Regions from separate parts of the Mus musculus genome. Here regions 1 and 2 are each linked to region 3. Evidence: chromatin loops called from intact Hi-C (ENCODE). Cell type or tissue: left cerebral cortex. All regions are shown on one strand. Each heading gives the region's core, and the rest is flanking DNA. Links, peaks and the distances in the headings are about the cores only.

Region 1 (8,323 bases), core at 215-8,214, 130 kb after region 3:
CCATATCTTTTAGGGCTGCATTGACAGAATTGAGAGCTTGGACTGCCTCTGGAGACAGTGTTCTCTGGGAGGAGGGACTTTTATCTCCTTTCAGGAGGTTAAGGAGGGGGGAAGGGAGAAAGAGAAGGAGGGCTAGAGATGAGAGTAAGCATGTAAAAAAAGTAAGATGAGAGCTTAAGAGAGAGAGGCGAGACCAAGCAGCCCCTTTTATAGTGGGCTGGGCTACCTTGCTGTTGCCAGGTAGCTGTGGGGAGGAGCATACCTGGCTATTGTCAGGTGACTGTGAGGGTGGAGTCTAGCCAGAATGCCAGGGGCTTGGGTCTTTGTCTGAGTGACTGATAGTCACAGAATTATGGAGTTGGGGACTCTGTGGTGTCAGGCACCTGTCTCTGGGAATGTGGCTCACTGTCCCGCCCCTTCTAGAGTTTTCTACTGGATCTCCGGAGCAAGCCTCGCTCAACCCAAACAGGCTGCCTTTCACGGTCCCACAAGGGATGGTGCAGGCTGAGGAAACACCCCCCACCCACCCATTCACACCTTCTTCCACTTGAGCTCTCCATTTCTCTCTTGGTCCCTATATACACCATGCTGTTCCTCCACAACATCATGCCATTGCTTCCATGGCTCTGTCTCAAACTTTCTCCCTAGCTACCATAGTTTCCCAGCGTATATGTCCCTCTGGCCCCTTTTGATATTTCTGTATTTCTCACTTTAGAATGTCTGAACAGAAGCTGCAACAGGCCATGTCTCCTACCAGAATATAATATCCTCTAGCGTAGGAGTAGATGTTTTGTTATGCTTTGTTTTGCTTTGTGTGGCTTGTGTAAATATCTAAGGAAGATACCGAGCCTTTCTGTGCCTCAGTTTCTTTACCTATAAAATTCATTAAGACCACAAATCTCACCAAGTTGCTTTGTGAACTAACAAACAACATTTTGAATAGTTCCTAGTTCATAGTATATAGTCACATAGTACATATTAGTTGTTACTGATATTAATGGTCTTACCTCAGGTTGATAACAGACCTTGTATTCATTAAATAATTTGCCAAATTTATAATTAACTCTATTGTATAGTTCATAAAGGAGTTGTAATGTTATATTTATATAGAGATCCATGGCTTTTATCCCATGAAGCAGTCATCATTTGGTGGGCCATCTGGCAGTGATTATACTTGTACAGAAATCGTCCACTAAGGTTAATAACAACTCAAATGGGCTTCGGGGGTGGAAGACATCCCTTAGGATCTCAGAGGTGCATAGGCTGCAGTTACATAGTGTGAGCAGAACTGTGCTTGCCAAGATAACAGTCAGGCCATGTCGTTCTTTTAGGTTTCAAAGAAAGCAAGTGTTGTGCTTAAGGAGTTTGGCCACACCATCCCTGATACAGCCCTCAGAATAGTGCTGTCATTTGTATGCCATACACTTTGTTTTAACAAGGCTTTTAAGTCTATTAAGCAGGTTGGAGGATTAGAAAGCCCTATGCAGACAGGCTGTGTCCAGAAGTTTATAAGCAGCATTTGTTTACTCTGTAAAGAGGCAGTGGTGAGAGTTATAGATGCAGACGAGAGATAGCAGACGCATCTGCAGTGACTAATAGCACCAAACAAGGCCACACTCATATACCATTATCATCTGCTATCTGGTTTTGTTTTTTGTTATTTTTTTTTAAGATGCCCTTTGTTGCCTCCAAAGATTGAAATTCCACTATAAGCACACAGATAAGAATGTATCCAATCTCTACTATATGCAGATGGCAAAAGAAAGTTATTAGTTGGAATATAAATAATCTTATTACATACTGTCTGCATGCCAGTGTCTGCACACTTGTGGCTTGTCACCAGAATGAGGAATGACAGCTCTTAGGCTGTTGCTAAGTTGTGTGACACATTGGCCGTGTTATCAGTCGCTAGGCAGAGAGAGATCCTCCGAAATTTCTACGGATCACCCCTGGATGTGAGAGATAAGTTTCGTCATCCAGCACCGGCATGTCTTGCCGTCAGCCATCAATAACTAACAAATAGAGATTTATGGAATTGGTATGAGGCTCCGTGAGAGATAGCACTGTTTGGGGAACAGAAAACTATAGAATGAGCTCCTTTCTCCAAAGATGGACAATAGCACATAGATGACACAAAAGAATTGGTCAATAATAATATGATATTGTTGATAATAGTTTCACATAACTGGGCTGCCGAGAAAGCTCAACAGTTAAGAGCTTGTCCTGACTGCTCTTGCAGAGGACTCCAGTTCAAGGCCCAGCACCAACACCATACAAACTCTTAAGTCCACCTCCAGAGAGATTCATTGTCTCTGACTCCTAAGGATATGTGTACTCGCATGCGTATGTCCACACACATAATTTTAAATAATAATAAAAAAATCTTCAAAAAATACTACATAAGACTACAATGAAATCTTTATAGCCTTAGACAGCTAGTACAGGTAAGACATGCTAAAGCCATAGACCACTGAGAGATTATAAAGAGAGATGTTTTAAAAACAGGCTCTTTAAATTTTTATTTAATTTTAGTCTGTGTGTATGGGCGCTTTGCCTGCATGTTTGTATGTTTGTACAGTACCTGCAGAGTCCAGAAGAAGACATGGGAATCTCCATTCAAAGTGGAGTTTGAATGACTGTGTGCATTCTAGGAGGCAAACCCAGGTCCTTTGGAAGAGCACCCAGTGCTCTTAACTGCTGAGCAATTTCCCCAGCCCCTAAATAAGTGTTTAGTTTAATTAGAACACAACACTTTCTTTCTTCCCTTTTCTCCCTTTTCTCCTTCTAGTCCTGCCCGGCCACCCTCCTTTGAAGCACTCCTGTGTCTCCTACTCTCCAGTTTATAGCTTCTTTTATTATTGTTGTTAACATACATACGTATGTATACAATTCGTATGTATGTATGTGTATGTCTAAATAATACAGTGTAGTAAGATCATTTTTGGTGTGTGTTTGTGTGTGTGTGAACCACTCTGTACTGGACAACCAATAAGGGGGCTCATCCCTGGGAGAGGCTAATTTTCCTCCCAGAAGACATTAGTTGGCTGTAGTTAGAAGAGACTTTATTGTGAACTGAAGTGGAGAGAATTTTTCAGATAGAAAGACCGGCACAGCAGTAAGAAAATGCTAGCTAGCCATAACAGTTGCAATAGGAATATACAGTGTGGGCAAAGCCAGCCTTCTCTAACTGGGACAGCATAGCTGTGAGGATGAGCAGCAGCAGCTCGGGTTGGGAGAGTATGAGCAACACAGAACCTTTGTGGTTGTGTTTGCCAGCAGGATGTTTAGGGCTTAGATTATGCTTTGGTATGTGGTAGGTACACACCGAAGCCTTCTCTCTGTTCTGTGATTAGGCATACTCTAAAAGACGGTCTGGAAAAGTTGTCTGGACCAAGTTACAAGAAAAACAGAGACCTTTGCAGTTGAGACTTTATCATGTAGGTATAGATTTTTAGCCAGGCAAACCCCAAATCTATTAATCAGGCATTATCCTGTGACGCAGAGCTCTGATTGGTTGTTGACAGAGATTTATGTTCCCAAAATGATTGAGCAAGGGATGATATCAGGTTAGCATTTGAGTTTCTGTAGTGAATGAAAACGGAGAAAGAATGAAAAGCCTGAACTAGAGCCGGCTGGAGGAGAGATGCTCGCCAGAGTTCATTTTGGGACTAACTTCCAATAGGTGAAAAGAAATGGGAGTGTTTGGTGGAAGCTGTGCTTTGGGTGGGGGTGGGGGTGGGGGTGCTGAAAGATGCTTTGGAGAATTAAGGGGTCAGAGCAATGAAGTGAAAGGAGATTTCAAAACAGTCCTTCAGTGAAAGTGAACTTCTGAGCCTCTGGAGGTGTTCATCTGAAAGGCTCTTCCTGTCACTATGGGGAGTTGGTGTCTCTGGAGGTCTTGAGTAGACAGAATGGGTTGTTCACTTGAGTTAAAGAAAAAGGTCTGTGTCTGTTGTCAGCTGTAAAACTAAAGGAATGCGAAAGTTAGATTTTTCAAAATTACATGGTTTAAACTTTTTGTTTTATGCATGAAAACTGATATTTCTACAAATATGTGGGTGTCACCACATAGCAGATATGCAGATGTTTAGTCAACTGACACAATAATTGAGCCCTGTACTTGTTCAGTATGAAAATGTACCAAGTAAAAGACTCCAAGATTTGTGAATTTAAGAAATAGATTTCCTCATTGCCAGTGCAAAGTAGTTTGGCTAGATCATATTTGAAGGAGAATGTTGTAATCTTAAAAACTACCATACCAGCTAACTATTACAGTGCCCCTCAGTTAATGCAAAGACATGAGAGCTATAGCATTAGAGGAGCTTTTTGCTCATGTTTGCCTTTGAATCACGTGAGTCACTAGGGAAGACGAACATCCTGGGTTTTAAGTTGACCGTACCCACATGTTTGTGAACCTTCACAGCTGGAAGGCAGTATGAAGACGGCATTGTGGCAAGGAGATGCTTTCTTATAAAGAAAAGCACTTAGCTTTTCAAGCAGATTCCAGATTAGCCAGCTGTTGCTTCCTAGACAGGCCACAGGAGTCTAGAACCAATGACGTTGGCTTCTCTATTGAGGGGGAAGATGTGGTGGTTGTAGCACTGGCTGTGGTCTCCATCTCCTTAGCTTATGTCAGCCTGTCACAGCCGGGCTCCTTCTCTGCCTGTTTCTCCTCAGCAGCAAGCCTAGCATCCATGCCTACAGTGTGGTGGATGGCTCTCTGGCGGTCTCTGCTGGCGGATGTTCTACATGTTTCCAGGAGGAACAGCCCAAGACTGACTCTATTAGAGAATTTTGAAAAAAAAAAAAGTGTAAATACATAAATAACAAATATACTAAAGTTCCCTGTTGTGAACCTAAGTGAAGTTTTAACTTGTAGCTATAACTCTGAAGCAGACAATGTGTACAAGCATCTTTGAGTGTGCACATAATGAATGTATAGCCCTGTTTCTTGGTTGAAGGGAAGAAATTAATCATTTAAAGTCAATTCATGGTATGTGTGCATGTGTGTGTTTAAGTTCTTAAAGCTCATATGTCTCTAATTTTTCTAGCAGGCACTTTTCAGCATATGTCAGCATGTTTGTAGGTTTTCTCATTGTTTTTGTTAGCATTTAGATTGCCAGCAAGCCTTCAACCTGAGCATTAAATCTTTTAATTATTATAGTCATTGATGGCCATATTTCCAGATTACAATCTTCCATGAACAGATGAATTGGAGATATTGATTTGTTATATTAAAGAGAACTAATGTGTGTGTTTCCATGCATATATTAGCATATTGCATCAGAGATCATGTCTCATCTCTTTCCCATTTTTTTTTCATTTTAATTCTTGATAGAGCATGTATAATCAGTGAAATAAGCATCATCCATTAGTGAGCTTGGTCTTCCCTGAAGTATTACTATGCTAAACAATCCTATTACCAAAGCATTATTTTGATAGTTTATTAAAAGTCCTGCAGCTCTCACATTGCTATACTCAAACACAGCTTTATGCAATTAAAGTTATAATAGGAACTTTATTACAATGATATATAACTTGTATCACCCTAATAAAAGTTCCTGTACACAGCGATGCTTTAATAATGCTGTTTCTGTAACACTGCTTCCTTCGTAATGGGGACTTCTCTCATGGCAACTTCATTATTAGGAAATGATCTCAGTAATAGAAATGCAAATACAGATTTTGAAAGGAGCGTTGTGTGCACGGCTCCATTATTGACCTGCTGTCTTCTCATGCATTGCATATCATCATTATAAGCCAACCATGTAGATTATAGTTACGATTACGGCCATGCTGTTACAGTTTAGCATTCGTGTCATTCCAGGGAAACACTGACTGCCATTTTAAGATGAAATTTGGGAGTTAAAATTATTTAAATTTTAATTAAAATTAGAATCAAAAGCATTAAAAATGACTTACAAAACTTTCTCTGATTTTTATTGTATCATAGATAGAGGAGACATCGGCCCTTAAAATGGGGTGTTCCCTTGATGTTCTCACCGTCTTCTCAATAGATGTATGAGAATAATGCTTTAAGGGAAAGAATTTCTGTATCTCCTACTTTCGTAGATACCCGCTCAAACAATCTGACTGACTGTGGAGACACTTGAAGTAGAGATTTTCCCTTCCAATCCCCGCCCCCTGCCCTTTAGCCTTTGCTCATACCAGGGCACTGAACAGAGTAACGTGGCAGCTTCATTTATGGCACCCATGTCCCAGATCTAAGTATTAGAGAGCAGAGGAGATAGGTATGTGCCTCCGATATGGAGACAGAGAGTCTCCGAGGAGTCATCTCAACTTTCTTCTCCTTACTCTACATCTATAAGATGGGGATAATAATAGTAGGATAGTGAAATGAGTCTAGTGATTTATACACACATGAAAAACTGTGCTACATAGAAAATATTTACGTACTGATGAAAGTCCATATAAGTATGCCGGAATACTTATATATGCTATATGATGCGGTTACTTGTAACTTCAAAAATTACTTTTGCTTTGTAATTTTTATTAAATTTTATTAAAATTTTATTTATTAAAATTTAAATATATTTGTTATTTCAGTCATCTAAGTACTAGTGAAAATTTTATTGAGAACTAAATCAGATACCCAATGTAGTATTTTCTGAAATTATCACAGAGAAATATAAAACCCTGTTCTCCATATATATCTGTTTTTAGCTTTACATAAAGATCAATAAAATGATTTTAAGCATAAAATATACATTATGATAAAAAGCAGGATGGAAATATGACAGAAAGAAAAAATAAAATTTCCAAGTATTTCTATGTTTTTCAGTGAATAATGGTGGGTATTTATTTTCAGTTGAACACATGTCAGAGAGTTATGCGATAGTTTCATTTATGATCATCAGTTTTACAGTACACTGAAAATGACATGTATATACTATCTAGGTACACACACACACACACACGCACATATACACACACACACACACACACACACACACACACTATGCTTCATGATGAAAGTTCGGATGCTACCTTGTTTGTAGGTAAATTTTATGTCAGCATATCGAATATACAGTTCCGTAGGTTGATATTTAGACTTAATATTCCTGTTTCAATTTTTTGTTATATTTTTGTTTTTATTATTGTTTGTGTGGGGGTTGTGCAGTCAGAGGGCACCTGGTCAGTTCTCACCTTCTACTGTGTAGTTCCAGGGATCGAACTCAGCTGGTCACACCTAGTGGCAAGCTCCTTTAGCCTCTGAACCATCCCACCAGCCACTTCTTTAATATTTCTCTTCAGACCCTTTGCAGGGTAAATAGATTTTTTTTCCTGAGGGGTATGTTAACACTCTTGCCATATTAATACCAATCAATGCAGGAACTCAGGCAAATATGAGCTTTAGTTAATTTGATTTTCTATGTCCTATTTCCATGGCCCTTTGAGATTCAAACAGCAGCTTGTAGAAGACTCGTGCCAGAAAATGCAAGCCCATTCTTAGAACATAGAGCCTTGAAACATACTGCTTTTGAAAAGTCTGACTCTTGCCCTGTCCAGTCAGGAAGAGCACTGTACTTTATAAATTTACAAGCATTTTAGACAGTCAGACCCACCCCAAGCACAACCCTCCTCCCTCTGTTATTTTGCAACAAGTCAATTATTTCTCGGTTTGCATCCCGTGGCCAGGTCAAAAGTGGCGTAAAGCCAAAGCTGGTTGCCTAGGGCTTTATGAAAGATTCTATGCACTGTTGATATGAAATATTTCAAAGTTGCAATATTAAGACAGTGTTACTTTAAAATAAGCAGGGATTGGAATGCAATTTGTACCAGGGCAACAAAAGTTAACTGAATCTTCTTATAAAGGGATAGGCAATACACATATTCCTACTGTCTTAACACAGTCATAAATGTTATTCTAAGGAGATAAGCCATAAGGAATATATATATGCACAACATATAATAATATAAAACTGGAAAATCATCCAAATGTTTCATTGTGGTATACACTGTGATTTAGTAACAAGATGGCATATTATGTAGGGGAAGTTGCAATGACCATTCACAATAAAGAATAATATATGTGAAATAATATTAAGAAGTAGGATGTTTTGGTCAGAAACATATTCATTGGCTGTGTACATAACTATTACGGACCAGTAAGTAGATCGGTAAAGACTCCTGGGTCTGAGGCTGCATGGAACTTGACTGTTCAGTTTGGAAGGAGAAAAGAATGGTCGGCTTAGCCTCTACATCAGGCTCCATCTCATGATTGAATACACAGAGCCCATGTCTTTCCTGTACCAGTCTTCTTTCAGGACCCTAAACTCTTCTGCGTTTCTAGGCTTTCTTG
Region 2 (8,323 bases), core at 215-8,214, 54 kb after region 3:
AGTATCATATATGACAACCAAACCTTTAACAATTGGCCCTCTGGGGACCCTTAAGATCCGACTCATACCAAGTTTCAATTCTTTTATTATGTTGGGAAAGAAAAGAAATTATAAATGTGAAATAACCCAGTTGTGAAGCAAAGAGAAAGAACTTGGTTAAAAATTTATTGCAACAGATCTTGATACTTGTGGCTAAAATTAAATAAACAGGAAAAGAACACCTCTCTTTTATTGTTGCATTAATTGTACTTGGAATATTTAGTTGAATGATTTCTCACTGATTATTTAATTCATTGTATTTAATTGATATGTTTACAGATGCTGGGTGACAACTCTTGTATAAATATCTCTCATTGTGACTGTATGTGCTGTAGTGTCTCCCAGGGAACTGCCTGTGAATGGGAGTTAGGAAAGGCAATACCGATCTGGAGAGCAGCTCCCTTCTTTCTTATCTCCACAGGCAACCTGATTTCATATTGATAAAGTTTGCAGTCTCTTCTGTAGTTCTTTCTGATGGTTCATTGTTGCTGTTTTAATGAGAAGCTGAAATGAGCCAAACCTTCTTGCTTCATTCTTCCTACTAATTTAATTTCAAAAGAGAAATTTGCCAGCCCAAATAAGTAAATGCGCAGGGATGAACCCAGCAACCCTGATTCAACATGCCCGATCAGTTGCTTCTAGACATAAAGAAAAATTCGTTGTTTTCTTAAGTGACACATCATAAAAATAATAGTCTTTTTCTATTTTGTACATTTTAAAGCTCTTTCTATTCTAACTATGATTGTTATCACATTATTTTTTAAATTAATTTATTTTTTACACTGCATGTTTTTTATTCCCCCATTCCGTCCACCTGCCGACTGTTCCACATCCCATAACTCCTTCCCACACCCCTGTCTCCACGTGAATGGCCACATCCCCCACCTCACCTGACCTCCAAACTCCCTGGGGCTTCTAGTCTCTTGAGGGTTAAGTACATCATCTCTGAATGAGCATAGACCTGGAATTCCTCTACTGTATGTGTGTTGTGGACCTCATATCAGCTGGTGTATGCCATCTGTTTGGTTGGTCCAGTGTTTGAGAGATCTCAAGGATCCAGATTAATTGAGGCTGCTGGTCCTCCTACAGGATGGCCCTTCTCCTCAGCGTCTTTCAGCCTTCCCTAATTCAACAGCGGGCCAGCTGCTTGGGTGCAAGCATCTGCATCTGACTCTTTCAGCTGCTTGTTTGGCCTTTCAGAGGGCAGTCACGATAGGTCCCTTTTTGTGAGTGCTTCATAGCCTCAGTAGTCGTGTCAGGTCTTGGGTCCTCTCCTTGAGCTGGATCCCACTTTGGGCCTGTCGCTGGACTTTCTTTTCCTCAGGCTCCTCTCCATTTCCATCCCTTAATTCATGTATGATGAGAAAGAAGCAGCCTGCGAAGAACAATTACTTGGGAAGTGGAATGACTTTCGCCATCTCTGCTTACACAGCCTTGTTTAATTAACTTCATGGTGGCATGTGCTGATGACCATTCCCTAAATCAAGATTTATTGTTGAGCTGTACCAAAGATACACAAAATAATGAAAACAGGATCACTTGGGATCTGAAATACACCTAACAAACTCAGACTCTTGCAAAATAACTTATTCCAAATGGAACTAGGGATTGTTGAGCATACAATGAGTCATCGTTGGGCAAGTACAATAGAACCTGTAGGGGCATTTCCTGGCCTCTGTTCAGTTGTTAGGGTGGTTTTTTAGCTTTCACAACTCTTGTTGCTAAAAATCATACAGTGGAAACTTCAGAGTTGTTGCTTCAGTAGTTCTCTGTGCTTCCTCCACCCCTGCACTCACCCCTGCTCTCACCCTTGCCTCCAACCCTGCTCCCACCCCAAACCCCATCTTATTTCTCTACTCAGAGCTGCTTTGTTTCCCCCAGAACAATCTGGAATTACTTACGGTTAATGTTTTCTGGCATTACTGTTTACCTAGAACTCAAATGTTCAATGTTTGTGTGGGTAGCTCTCCCTTTTCTTACCTCCTAACCTTGAACTTAACTGGTCATTTGCAAGGAGAAGCTCTCACCCTTCTCTTTCCATGTGTGCACTTGGGTTTTGTTGTTGTTTCTGTATTCATTGACATACACAGTTTGGCTTAGTCTCTGCTTTTTTTCCCCCCCCAGGAGAATTTAGAGCTACCAATGGATGATTCTGAAGTGACGAGACCTGCAGCGGTGGCAGAAGTGATTAAACATGAGTATCATGTCTTATACTCTTGTAGTTACCAAGTGCCGGTTCTTTACTTTAGGGCAAGCTTTTTAGGTAAGACCATGTCTAATACAGAAAGCAAATTTATAAACTTTCCATATAAGACAGGGAGCATATTTGGAAAATCATTCCTGAGAGGGGAAGAAAACAGAGGTTAAAAATAAAAAGCTGTAGTTGAGGTAAGGTTTCACCAGTAAAACTTCTCATGCTTCAGAAAGAGCAGACTTCATAGTGAATGATATCATCCCAGCCTTAAATCTCATCTTCACAGTTTTGGCCCCTTGCCTGAAGTTGACTAAGCCCCCTGGCCTTTCTTGACTTTAAACAAGTAGGAACAACTTAAAGCTGCAATGTTTATTTACTTCTAACTTTGCAGTAAAAAATTTCTTTCTGTCTCAAGTGATGCCATTAACTCCTAAGTTCCTGGGCTTCTTTCACCAAGAGCTTATGGTTATTTCAAGAAATGCTTATTGGTTAGGTTAAGGGGTATTTAAGAATAGCAGTAACACCTCCACTAGTCATCTACACACCTCATGCCTCAGTGCCTCGATATGCTGTGATCTAACGCATTGCCTGACAAGAAGGTGGACACCTTGTCTCCTTGGAGGCCTCTGCTAATGATGCCACATGGAGTCCTCACACTGCAGCTTGGAGATGTCTGGGTATGCCCTGGGTAAATTAGGTCAACTTCAGGCCTTGGACTCAGAGCTCCATCCAGTCCACCTCTTACCTTGTGTGTGGTTTTGTGCATGCCTTTCTCGGTAACAGTTTGCATTTGCAGACTACTAATTTCTGGATAGCTAAGACATGTGAATTTAGCCAATGATCTCTTATTTTTAATTAAAAAGTAGCATAAGCTGCTTTGAGTGTGTATTTGGTGGGTTTAATCACTCACTGCTTTATATTGTTTAATGGTCTCCAGTTTTGCAGGGCTGGCAGTTTTACAAGCACTTACGATTTAAAACAAGAGCAAATTCTTAGAGAATCCCTGGTGAGAAGATTTTAATCTGAGGTGCAGTTCCTAAGAACTGACAATTTTGGGTAAATTTTTAACCTGGGACTTGAGGACACAGATAGTTACTAACTCTCAAACTCTTGCTGCAGATTCATCCATATGATTACTCCTAACCTTTAAAACATTTGCTTTATTGTAATAATATTTGATTTAGAGTCCAGAGGTTAAAGAGGATTTCTTGTCTCTACACTGTGCCCTCTACTAAAAGTTGGGGAATATATTTGTTACGTGGGGTAGAGGAGGTGGGGAATGCTTCCTTGATTCTAGTTTGCAGTCGCCCTGCCTAGCGCTATCTAGATTCAAAGACAAGCCAGGGCTGCAGGTAGAGGACACAGGGCACTCATTCGGATTCTTCAGAACTGTTCTTTCATGTGATCGGTATTCACTGTAAGCACTTAATCACCAGAGACGAATTTCCAGAGACAAAACAAGTCCTTTAGCTTGTCAGCATCAGGGATGCGAGGGATTGCAACATGGCTGCTTCTAGCTGGAAGTGGGTCTTGCCGAGACCGGCTGATGAGCTCACGCTGGCTCTGTGCTCTGCACGTGCCAACAGCTCCCCTTACAGCACAGCACAGTGATTGTTCCTGCAAGTCCAATTATATTTTAATGACATTAGTGTGCTTCCTGCATGCCTTTCTACATGGTGATTTTAGTTCTTAAAACACACATACACAAGTAGCACTCCTGGTTCTATTTTTAGAATTTCAAGGCACCCTTCCTGTGTACCTGATAAAGAAAACCAAAGAGGTCATTTGTTTTTTGTAAAAATATATTCCCAACCTCTCATTCTGTCTTGTATGGAATTGATTTTTAGTTCTTTTTAATTCCAGAATTCATTTGCTTATGCACATTAAAATATGGGATTATATTTTATAAAGCATATTGAGATGTTTTCTTGTGGAGAAAACTGGAAAATGGTTCATTGCTTGATCATTCTGTGTACTTTTAAATTTTGCTTTTACCTAACGTAAACTCAGGGGCCTTCTAAGAATGCACCATTCTTCATTTATGAGTCATTTTTTAACGTATTCTCCCTAGTCCAGTCCTCCTTTCAACGTCTGCTTAGCCTGGCTGTTCATGTGTTAAAAGTCTGATGGTGTAGAGAATGCATTCCTAGCGTCGTCTTCTTATTCCAGGCCTGGGCTTTTGTTATTGGTGGTGGTTTTGTTGTTGTTGTTGTTGTTGTTGTTGTTGTTTGTTTCCTACCAAGAGAATCTGACCTAGAAACAGGATGATTGTAAAAATTCTTGCCCAAGGGTCTTGTCTGTCTGTCTTTCTTTCTCTTTCCTTTTTTCCTCATTCCTCCCCATTTTTTCTTTTGTTTGATGTTGCAAAAAATAGTTTATTTGTTTGTGACAGGAGTTAGAGTTTCTTTTGCATCTGTTAGTAAAAATCAATTTCTCTGCTTAACTTTGATTTTTTTTCTATACACTCACACACACACATACACACATACACACACAGGAAAAGTAAAGCAAGGGTTTGGTAGTTCCCATTGAAACTGACATTGCCCCCTTTATCAACTGGTTGAGATTTCTTCTGAATCTGTTTTGTTTCTTGACATGCAAATCCACTGTGCTTTGAGTTCCTGTGGCTCCTGTATATGATTCAGTGTCTGCCTGAGACTCAGCTAACATGCTGACTACCCTTGCTCCTCCCACGTCCTGTCTCATATCTCTCATCAGACCATGTCATCACCTCACACACTGCAGTATAATAATGTGTCTGTTTATTTGCCCTCCTACCAGATGGTACGCAAACATATAAAAAGTAGTGAAGGATATCAGTGTTGATTACCTACAAAGTGAGAAGCATTGATTATGGATCTGTGCTTGATAGTTACGTGGCATTTTACACACACGCCATGCTCACCTTGCTAATTTTGTTATTCACATCGTCATCCGTAGGCAAGCATCAGCAGATGCTTTCTGGATAAGTCAATAGTGAAGACTCTCTAAGCATTTCTAAGTATAGCCAAAAGACTAAAATATTGTGGATGTAATACTGTTCTCACTGTTGTGACAAGGTATAAGGAAGAAGTGGTGGTGCTCTCTCCAGGAGACCTAAGGCCAAACTATTTACATATCTTTACTATTGAATCCGTTGCTTCTCAGAGACCATAGATATAGTAAACTAAGGAGAATGGAGCATCCTGAAGACCCAAAGCATGAATCCAGCCTAGCTGAGCAGCTATCCTATCTCTAAATAGGTTTCTTTATGTGATTCTTGAAGGCAGATGGCCAAGTTCATGTAGCCTTTACTTCCGGATGCCTCTCATATCAGTAAGACTCCTAAGAACATGGTGCTTCCTCTTTTACTTTCCCTACTACTGCTACTACTACTGCTGAAACAAGGTCTCACTCTTTTGTCTAAGCTTCCCTCACTCACATTTCTCCTTCTGCAAGCCTCCCAAAAACTTGCTTATGGTTGTGGGCGCGACCATGCCTAACCAGGAACTTGGTTCCCAAAATGATCGCACGGACTGAAGAGAAGTGAGTTCTTCTCGGGGCTCTGTTTCTCTTAACTGCTTTTGTCCTTGTTGGTTTGGGCAGGGCAGAGGTAGTACTATTTATCATCAAGTTTTTGAGTGAGAGGTCTCTGCCCTTTTCTTTGAGAGGCTGCAAAAATAAAAATAAACCATAATGAGTCTGGTTTTGAGTTCTGTCTTGTGGATTGACTCCCCACAGAGCATCAGTGTTATCCTGTATATATTGGTGCATCTCTTTTTCTACCTTGTACTTTTGTGGTGCTGGAGTTTGATGAAAGGTGTTGTATGTGCCCCTTGTGTGTCTCTCACTTAGCCCGCCCACTGCTTTTAAAGCCCTCTGCATCAGTTGTTTGTACCACAACAAAGACTTCCATTCTCATCATTTTTATTGTTCCATGGACATTTATGTCCTGTTGTTCCTTGATGGACTTGGCTGGGAGCAAATGGTAAATGTTGATAATGCAGTTTAAAGAGTCTGTTTATGCCAAATGGCCTTGATCTCAATAGAGTCATAGGTTTAAACACCCATCCTGACACCTTAACTGGAGATTTTTATGTTTATTCTAGATTGAATTCTAACTTATTTCTTCCATTTACCTTTCTCTTTCCCGTTGTTCTTAATCTTTATTGAGAAATGGACCAAGTGGTTCTTCTCATTTTCAAATATTTAATTCTTTGGCTGACATATGCGTTCTTCTTGGGAGCTGTTTTGACATATTTCCTTAATTAGTCGGAAGGGCCGCTTTAGAATAGGGAAGGAAACATTTCTCCCATTCTGCAACTGAAGTCTGTCTTATTGGCCCAGAAAGCCAGGATATAGAATGTAAAATGCACCCAAGATACTGCCTGTGGAAGATTTGTTCAGTTGTTATGGGCTTAAAAGATGCTCCCAGAGAAGAGGAATGAAAGAAATAGCCAAACAACAGCTCACCCTCAAAGGTGGGATAAAACAAAGCAAGGAAAAGGTTCAGATAAACATCAACAAACTGTGAAATTCAAGTGGGTAAGTCATCAGGGTGAAGCAAGAAGCATTGCTTGGATCAAGAGCGTGAGGAAGCCTTTGGTTTGAAATGCACAGAGAAGACTTAAAGGAACAAGAAAGATGTGAGTCTTGGGAGTGGAAAAATGGAAGTCAAGGATTTGTAGCTCCATCTGGAGGACCTCTGAGGGACAGTGAGGATGCCTGCCCAGCTTTGGTGACAGAGTGAATGAGGCATGCTTGGCTATCAGTGCAGATGGAAGAAATGGTTGAAAAGATGAATGGGGTCAAGTTATGGATGAGCTAATGGACAGGAAGGAGCTGAGACATACAAAATGAGAAAGTGGGATGAATTGCATTTCCTAGAAATCATGAGACAAAAGGACAGATGAATGAGTGAGGCTGAGTGAATGAGTGAAATGACGAGCAGGAACGTGACACTTCCATTGTCAGCATTGTTAGAACTTTAAAATAGTGACCTTTTACAAAAGATGGGTTGGAAAGAACATATTTTGTAATTTCCAGGATAAAATTCCTGCCGTTGAGTAGGAGTTATTTAGTAGAGAGAAAAAGCAGGTGAGGCTCAAGCAAAAATGATTTCAGTTAATTATCACGATAAGCAGAAAATGGAAAATAAATTTACAGATAATTTAACTTAGAATCTCATCTGATTGTAACAACCTTTGCGAAAGCTCATTAATTTATACTGTATGTAAGCAGGAGTAAGTGTAGCAAAAGCCCCATCAGTGACCTAGAACATGCAGTTAGTGAGTCTAGGGATTTAAGTCAAATGTGAGGAGCAAATGGTGAATGCTATTAAGAAAAATAATGAAAACTTGAGTTAAGTAAAATGAAGAAGGACAAACTGAAAAGTCGAGATTGTAGAGAAAAATTAGCAAGAATGAAGGAATCTTGAGCTTGTAAATATTTATATACATCCCTCGGAGGACTTAGGGAACAGTAGGGCATGTTATAGAACATGATGGTAATAGAAAGTTACTAATAAAAATCCAAGTTTATTAATAACACACACCAAAGAAATGTGGAAATGGCACGATAGAGTTAACTAAGCTACTTGCACTAGCATTTAACACCATGTGTGCATAAAACAGCCTGGAAGAGGACACACGGGGAAGAGAGCCACGCTCTCACCTGTGAAAGGCTGCATTACAGCTTCCCGGCCAGGTGAGTGTCTGTGCTTCCCAATAGAGGAAATCCTCTTTTACTGCGGACCAAAACAAAGTAACAACACCAAACAAAACCAAAACCAAGCCCAAAACCAACCACCAGCAGCTTGGAATGTTTATAAAAGCATAGGAATCCAAAGCCTCACATTGTGACAAATGGTTGCAACCCCAGAACTGGGCTTGGAATGGGAGGCAGAAGGATCAGGAGTTCAAGTCCAGCCTCAGCTCCTTGGCCTACCTAATAAGCTAGCAGCAAGCCTGGGATGCGTGATACTCCTGCCTCACACATCTGTGTGTATGTGTGTATATGTGTGTGTGTGTGTGTGTGTGTGCGCGCGCGCGCTCTCTCTCTCTCTCTTATCTCTGCTTATCTCTGTATGTTTCTGTGCTGTTTGGAAATATG
Region 3 (8,323 bases), core at 208-8,207:
AGCATTGGAAATGTATATAAAGAAAATATCTAATAATAAAAAAAGATGCTGGCATGATTTATACTTTGCACTCACATTCACAGTTGTAAGACCTTATGCACAGTAGGGTTATGACTCGTGATCCTAGAACATCATTGTACCCTGAACCATGTGCTACATCGTTTTATGTCAGCTTGACGAAAGCTAAAGTCATTTGAGAGGAGGGAGCCTCAACTGAGAAAATGCCTTGATAAGAGCCGGCTGTAGGTAAGCCCATGGGACCTTTTCTTAATTGGTGATTGATGTGGTGGGCCCAGCCCATTGTGGGTGGTGCCATCACTGGTGGTCCTGGGCACTGTTAGAAAGCAGGAGGAGCAAGCCAGTAAGCAGTTCCTGCCCTGTTTGACTTACTGCCCTGCTTCCTCCAATGATGGACTAGGATGGAAATGGAGTAATAAGAATGGTCTGGTGTGATGGCTCAGCAGTCAAAGGCAGGCACAGAAGCCTGCTGACCTGAGTTCTATCTTTACAGAAAGGTAAATGGAGAGAAATGACTGTTGACCTCCACACATGGACTGTGACATGTGACCCCCACCCTAATAATAATAATGGTTAGTGAATTATTTTAAAACTTATTATTAGGACATAGGAATTATGAGAAGTTAAACTCTAGGAATGTTTTTGAACTATTTCCATATTCTAGATAGGTGTAAAATAATTTGTAAAGTTTTAAGCATGGCAGCATAGTATCTAACATGAAGAAGCAAGCATCTTTGATAAGGATGGCACTGAGCCTAATTCTAATGACATGGACCACTCAGGCTAGCTCCTCCACACTGAGTTTTGACACTGTCTAGTACATATCTGTGACTTGTTAATAGACCCGTTTCTCAGACTTTCTCCTTCCTCTTCCCACTTAGCCTTCAAGTCCCTCACAAAGACTAATGTGTTAGAAGTCTATGCTAAATTGTAATGTATATATGTATGTCTGCATGCCTAGCACGGAGATGATCTACAGCTCTCGTATAGCTCCCTTAGTCTTCAGAGAGTGCTGACATTGGTGCAACTTCAGCTGGGTATAAAGACTCAGAACATCCTTAGAGTCACAGGGTCTTAGAGTCACAGGGTCCTCTTTATTTTCTAGCAGTCACTTGCTGCTGATGGACTGCTAACACTTAGATGCATTCTTCCTATATGAACATGTCACGTGCTAAATATTCTCTTGTATTTTCTTTGGTCTGTAAAACTCATCCAAGTTTTATGTAGATATTAGTTCATTCTGTTTTTCTCTTTGTTTTTAAAATTAATCATCAATTTAAAATTTTTTTCAATTTTTATCACAATGTACACAGTTATAAGTATGATACATAAGTCAGCATGTGTCGTTTGTTTTTCTTTATTCTATTCAAGCAGTTTATGTAAGCCTGGTTTTCACCTACTATGACTCTCCAGCTAACAAGGGACAGTCAACAAGTCAGTCTTCCTTTGGCTGTAACCTTGGGATTAACTGAAGGGAAGACAGAGGGGGCAGCTCCGAGCTCAGACACCTGATGTATTCAGTTAACTTTCAGGGGAATGGAAGGATCTGAACCTTTAGAGATCTGCCGTCTGAAGGGGATATAGAAGTCACTTCCTTGGTAAAGCGATGTAAGATTATGCTGCATAATCATAGAGAATACCTATTATTTTGAGGAAGACATCTGAATATAACACTGTATCCAGTTAAAGATATATTTGTTTCCGAATGTCTGGTGTTTATTGGTCTTGTAGGTGTTTTGAAACAAGCATGGTACTGCAGATTTGTCTTGCGTTGATTTATGTTGCATCAGTCTGGAAAGAACTAGCTGCTATAACAAATACCCAATAAAGTCAGTGTTTGACACCACCATGCATTTGCATGTGATGACATCATCAGAGGTGGAGCCTCAATGGATTTTCCACAGAATTTCACTGGTAGTTTGCTCTATAATAATTACTGACTACTTGGACAACTGAATTACCATAAGGAATGAGCAAGGTGTAGCTGTTTTTTAATACTATATTTCCATTTTATAACAAACCACATCTTAAGTTTTTATGCTCATTCATCGTTTATATGATGGTAAATTAAAATAAATCATGTTTTGAATAATTTTCTTGCACACTTCAAGATGTCTTTTTGGATATTGTCTAAGCCTGCTAACTTGTAGCTCCAGAACCTTGTTGCCTCATTAATAAAGCACCGAATAACTTAAAGTGAAATGACTCATTGTATAGCAAAGAATCGCTGTTAGATCTTCTGAGCTGTACGTTTTTTCTATAGTCATGTATGTAACTGTAGATTTCGGTGAGGATGCCCTCTGAACACTAGAGGACATATTTGTGAGCTGAAAGTCCACATTTAAATCTCAGGATTGGACAGTCTTGCTCAAAAGATACAAGCTCAGCAGTTTCAAGGCTGGATGACAGCGAGTCTGGAAATTAATAACCTTCTGTACTCTACTCTGACCTGCGTCTGCCATCTACTCTGTGCCTGGCTGCTGTGGTCCCATGGCACCTCACCTGAGGGAGAAGCACCCACTCATTAGCCAGTCTCTCTGCTCTGGGCATCTACAGAGGTAAATGTCAAGAATTTTAGTATAGGAATGACAGCAGCACCCATTATACCCTATACCCTTGTTCTTGTTCACTCAAAAGCGCTTAAAGAAAACCAGTTTTCCCCATACGCAGAAGGGTTAAAAGGGCTGCTGTACTCTTGCACATCCCCTCGCCACACAAGCAAAGAGTGGGGTAAACAGTTACGGAAACGGAGCCAAATGTACACGTTGTTTTTCCTATCTGGCTTTTTCTGACTAGCCTGGTGCTTTTAATATTGCTGCACTTCATCTTCATGGATAGTGTGCACAAAGCCTTAATTTCCAGCACAGAAGGATAATGGCTCAGTGATCATTGGCTTTCTCTAAAACACAACCGAACATAAGCCAGGAGGCTGAGAAAGGGAGCTGTTCTTTAAAATGGCCTTGAAATGGTGTATGCAGTCAGGTGGCTGTGACGCTTGTTCACCACAGTGTGGGGTCTTTTTCCACGGCACACCTCAGGGACTTAAAGTGTACCTCACCCGGTTGGCCGGGGAATTGTAGGCAGCTGTATACTCACTCACACAGTGTTGGAGACAGCCGCAGCAGCACCGTGTCAGTAACAGAGGATGTTCCCTCCTGCCCACTTCTTAGCTACAGAAACCCACTGGCCTGTGGTGTTTTGTTGTTTCAGCTACAAGGGTGAGATCTCCTTTAGCCTGCTAGGCAAGGGAGGTTTTAGAATAGAGGTAAAAACTTATCAAACAGCTGTTTGTTTTAAAATAGGACATTGATCTTTAACAGTGGTGTCTGTACTGATCTTAGGTTAATCTTATTATGTTATCTTTTAAAAAGTCATCATAACTAACATCATAGTTTGTGTGTGTGTGTGTGTGTGTGTGTGTGTGTACAGAATAGCTGCAGGTGTGAACAATCACTCCCTGGCCCCTAGCTTGTTTTATTTAATTTTTTTTTCTGTGATCAAGCAGAGAACCATTTTAAACAACTGAAATGGAGGACATAAGGAAGTAACAAAGAACAGTCTGAGAGTTAGTGCTGTGCTAAGTGGGGGACCCTTCTCCAACTTCGTGTGATGGCATGCTGTATAGAAAAGGCTCTTTCAGCAAGTGTTTAGGAAAATATGTTCCAAAAGATCTGCATAACATTAGTGTAACCAAGTGTTCCTCTCTGTGGCTTCCTGTTTTGGAATTAAATGCCTTCAGGGTACTCAGAATAACTCTGTTTAGAAACACAAGAAGAGTTTAACCCCTTATGTTCCTGATCAGACTTTTAAAACATAAACATGAATTAGAAAGCAAAAGGACCTTATTCTGTTCTATAGCTCAAAAAATTCACTCTAAAATAAGAAGAGTTTTTACATAAAGTTGGTGGTTTAGTTAAAAAGCAAAAACATAAACAAAAATTATCATTAGAACAGTGAGGTCAGTTTTCTTTCTTTATAAACAGTTTTTAAAGACAATCCTTTTCCTATAAGTGGGTAATTTCCGCATGAGTTCACGGTGAGTTCCTAGCCTGGCTGTTCCCAGAAAGTGCAGGGTACAAGGAAGCTCAACCTGGGTGTCTTTCTTTGTGCTGTTTGAGTTCCCTGTTCTTGAATTGCTGCTGCAAGCCAGCAGAGGGAGCACCCAACAGTATTAGAGCTTAATAAAGCATCACATTTTCCTCCTTCCCCGTCATTAAAAACGATGTCTACAACCAATCATCCATTGATTATATATTTTCACTGTGTCGATTCAAGTGTAAATATGTTGCTTTTTAAAAGGGAGACGTAAAGGGACCTTATTTATGCAGTTCGCTTCTGTAAACCTTCATTAAATATGGAACTTTAAGACTGATAATAAATATAATGCAGAGGAAAAGGTGGGCACTGCACAACCTCTGTACGCCAAAATATTTTTAATTTAGTTACAGAGAAAGAAAGGCAAAGGTCCTTTGCAAGAAAGAATGGTAAAAGTAAAATACAGTCCAATTCAAACATCAGCACCATTACAGAGAAGGTACATTCTAAGTGAATGTTGAAAGGAAGGTTTCTCAAACTGGAGATTCTAGTTGGGACGCAACAGCATAAATGGAGGGTGTCTTTAGAGGCAAACAGCTGTAGGTTTAGAGGCCACAGAACTTGTGTGGTAGAGGAGGCGCCCTGGGGCTTCAGATGGTCAGAAAGGGAAGGTAAAGATGAGAATGACTGGAAACTGTGATAGGAGTTGCTTTTATTCTGGGAGGACTTTCTCCCCCTCAGCAGCCATCAGGTACCAGTAGCTCCTCGGGTATGCATGGAACTTTTCTTTCTCCCTTCCATGCTGGGATTTTATCAAATAATGCCTTTGGGGGAATGAAAGGGTAGTATAGAACTGAGAGAATGAAAATTGTTCATTTCCATCACTGGGTAGGATCAGACGTGATGACATCTTGGTTAATAATAATAATAATAATAAGCCTTTTGTGTATTTCTATCCCTAGGTAAGGTGGGCTGTGATAACTTCTTTGATATTAATAATGCATTTTGTTTGTGTTTACATTTATAATATTTATGTATATAGTGAGACACTTATGTACAAGGTATAAATAACATTAATCATTGTACATATGTATATATCACATATGTACAACTGTATCTGTCTCATACATTTAGCATTATCACATGATTTAAAGATTGATATTCAAATTGTTATATAATATGTAATATACCATACAGCAAATTCAGAGCAGAACTGGAACTCGGCTCCTAAGGCTTTGAGTTGAAGCTGATAATTTCTCATTGTGCTTTCTGATTTTGTATCATATTGCATCAGTGTATGTGGGAAGGATGGGGTATGCATTGTAGACATTATGGAAATATGAAAGTATGTGAGCACAAGGCAGAGGGAAGGGATGAAGGCAACTGCCAGGTTTGTAGACTATGTGATTAGGAAGCAGAATGATGTCATTGCCCCCACAGGAAATCCTGTAGGTCAGGTTGTCAAGTCAGTGACAAGCCAGGAGACAGAAGATGACTCTATTTTGGCCTGTCACATTTGAGATGTTGGAGGGCATCGTCTCTAGATGTCTAGCACATACTTCATAGTTTATGTTTGGAGCGCCAAAGAGAAGTCAGGGCTAGAGCTTCTGGATGGCTGAGATAATTCAGGGAACAAGTGTAGACTGGTAATTGAAGTGAGAAATAGACTTTGGGGGATGTCTGTATGTAGGAGCTAAGGAAAGGAAGCAGGGAGATGCTGCACAGAGAATGAGGAGTGAGAGCAGCCAGATGTCCCACTCACCATTCAACAGCTATGTGCATCACTGCTGTGTGCAGGTCTCTGAAGCCTCTGCCCAGAGTGTAAAAGAAGGTGACTCAGCACACCCAGGTGTTTGTGATGTTTGTGGGGACCACCAAGGGGAAACCCCTGAGCTTGTTTACCTTAGAGCTCAGACTTCTTAGTCACAGAACTCTAGTTCCATGCTGAAGTGCAAAGCCGACTTCCAGTTCACTCTTCCGTGAGAGGTCAGAGAACACAGAGAAAGAACACCTGCCCACTGGCTGGAAGCCGGGTGAATTCCCAGAGATGCATACAGCACCCTGGAACTTTGCCCATTTGTCTTTATTTATTCTACTTTGAATTTCTCTATGGGATAAAACGCTGTTATTTTGTATAATGGTATAAAGTCACTGGAAATTTCAAAGAAGAAATTGGGATGCCACCCTTGAATATAAACCACAGAATAACAATAAATACAAATTTTCTTCTCTTGAAATTTGGGAAGTGGAAATTCAGTCTGTGGAACCTTGTTTTCCTGCTGCTGCCATTTCATAGCTGATAGGAAAGGTATCAATGGACAAAGGATTGGCTTTGCCTTACAGTTCAAGAGGGATTCCTGTTGTAGCTGTGAGGGGAAGACAGGGCCTCAGGAAGCTAAGGCTGAGGTCACACTGCTTCTGCCTCAGGCAGCACAGGGTAGCAGGAAGTGGGGCTTAGGTACAGAACTTCAGGGTGCACCCCAATCTGGGGAGCAAGTGTTCCAGCATGAGCCTATGGGGGACACCTCATGGTTAAACCATAGTTTTACCTCCTACCTGTCTTTCCTTTCTATCCATCTTGTTATACTGTGCCCATTGTTTTAAATAGAATTCAACGTTACTAAAAAAACAAAAACAAAAAACCCAGTGTTATTTAAAAGAAATCTGGAATTTTCAAATACATGTTTCTTGGTAGAAAAAAAGTACGGTGTGTAAAAGATATTGTTATCATATATATATATATATGTGTGTGTGTGTGTGTGTGTGAGTATATATATACAAGCTATATGATACTGGGTTTATTGTGATTTTTAAAAAAACATGTATATAATGTTTTTCAGTCATCTTCCCCACCTCCCCTTTGCCCTCTCATTTCCTACTCATCTCTGCTAATGTCCTTTCTCTTCCCCTATTTGTGACAGATCTTTCATTTAAAGTTGTGGAGAGAGAGAGAGGCTGGTGAGATGGTTCTGTGTAGCTGCTGTCTTAGCTAGGGTTTGCAGTGCTGTGATAGAGCGCCATGGCCAATGGCAATTTTAGAAGGAAAGGGTTTATTTCTTTTAAGTTTCCTGGTAACATTCCATCACTGAGGAAAATCAGGGCAGGAACTTAAGCAGATTCTGAATCTGGAGGCAAGAACTGAAGCCGAGGCTGTGGAGGGATGCTGCTCATGGCTTGCTCCTCATGGCTTGCTCAGCTTGCCCTTTTGTAGCATCCAGGACCCCCCCTCCCCCAACCTACGGATGGTTCAGCTCCACTGAGCTTGGCCCTTCCACATCAGTTACCAATCAAGAAAGGTACTGCAGGGCTGTGGGTGTAGGGGAAAAGGAGTGAGGGAGAGAGCCCACATCCAGCCAGAGTTCCTGTGCTCTGGGCAGGTGGATGCAGGAGGACTGCTGGACGCTTTCCATGTGCCCTGGGTGGGCATCTGGCTTTGTGAAGCTGCTGGGGGTTGGGGAGTGGACAAGGGGCAGCTCCCAGTACCAGGTTCTCAGACTCTGGCATCCCACGCTGGATATGGCAGAGGAGCTGAGAACAGAATAGGGGACCCAGGGGGGCATTGGGTGGTTCCCATGCAGGTGAGTGTCTTTAGTTCGGGCCTTGATGAACAGAGACAGTCTATAGTTTTAGAGCTTTATTATAGAAAGGCAGGGGGGAAGAGAAATGGTATAAAGAGAGAGAGACCGGCCATGGCCAAGAGGAGAGAAGGGGGAAGGGAAAGAGAGAAAAGGAGCTAAAGAGTAAATAAAGGTGAAGGGGGGAGAGAGAGAGAGAGAGAGAGAGAGAGAGAGAGGAGAGCAGAGAGAGGAAAGACTAGAGAATAAGAAAGCTTAAAGAGAGAGGTAAAAGCTTAGAGAGTAAGAGAGTGAGGAGGGGCCAATGGGCTGTGTTATCTTGCTGTTGCTAGGTAACTGTGAGGAGGAGTCTAGCCAGAAAGCCAGAAGCTTGGGACATTGTCTGTGTGACTGTTAGCCACATGCTTCTCTTGTGGGGGCTGTGGGGTGGTAACTTTGACAGGAGCCAAGGGTCCAGGAGACATGAGGGAACACCCTCTGTCCCATGTGGAAATTACCACCACCGGGTCCTACCGGGTTCAAGACCTCAGCTGGACTGGAGACCAGGCTGTGTATGCATAGCCCATTGCCCCACAAGACATCACCACAGGCTTGCCCATAGACCAGTATAGTGGGAACATTTTCTCAGTTGAGGTTCCTGCTTCCAAATGACTGTAGCTTGTGTCAAATTTATGTATCACTAGGTAGCACAGTTG

The links. Peaks named below come from ENCODE experiments on the same cell type or tissue, not always from the same donor. Only the 100,000 strongest peaks of a DNase experiment are listed, where the experiment ranks them.
Region 1: it touches region 3 in a loop (8-fold over the local background); 23 of 42 quality-filtered maps call a loop at or near these places.
Region 2: a loop joins it to region 3, with 2.0 times the contacts of the local background. A loop is called at or near these places in 3 of 42 quality-filtered maps.

What each region holds. Positions count from the first base shown.
Region 1 is chr13:90,964,030-90,972,352 of GRCm38, reverse strand. The region is part of intron 5 of Atg10 (autophagy related 10); the gene reads left to right. Among named protein-coding and RNA genes, the nearest start is that of Gm46434, 37 kb to the right of the region's middle. In left cerebral cortex, for the core only: a CTCF peak has its summit at 4,727; DNase peaks (open chromatin) are centred at 3,188 and 4,709.
Region 2 is chr13:91,034,829-91,043,151 of GRCm38, reverse strand. It overlaps Atg10 (autophagy related 10), which reads left to right. Exons shown (of 8, transcript NM_025770.3): 4 at 2,164-2,302. Among named protein-coding and RNA genes, the nearest start is that of Gm46434, 110 kb to the right of the region's middle. In left cerebral cortex, for the core only: a CTCF peak has its summit at 3,828; a DNase peak (open chromatin) is centred at 3,728; H3K4me3 peaks cover 367 bases; H3K27ac peaks cover 358 bases.
Region 3 is chr13:91,089,178-91,097,500 of GRCm38, reverse strand. All of the region lies in intron 3 of Atg10 (autophagy related 10), which reads left to right. Among named protein-coding and RNA genes, the nearest start is that of Atg10, 130 kb to the left of the region's middle. In left cerebral cortex, for the core only: a CTCF peak has its summit at 4,171 (motif pointing right); DNase peaks (open chromatin) are centred at 3,113, 3,548, 4,155 and 5,737; H3K27ac peaks cover 378 bases.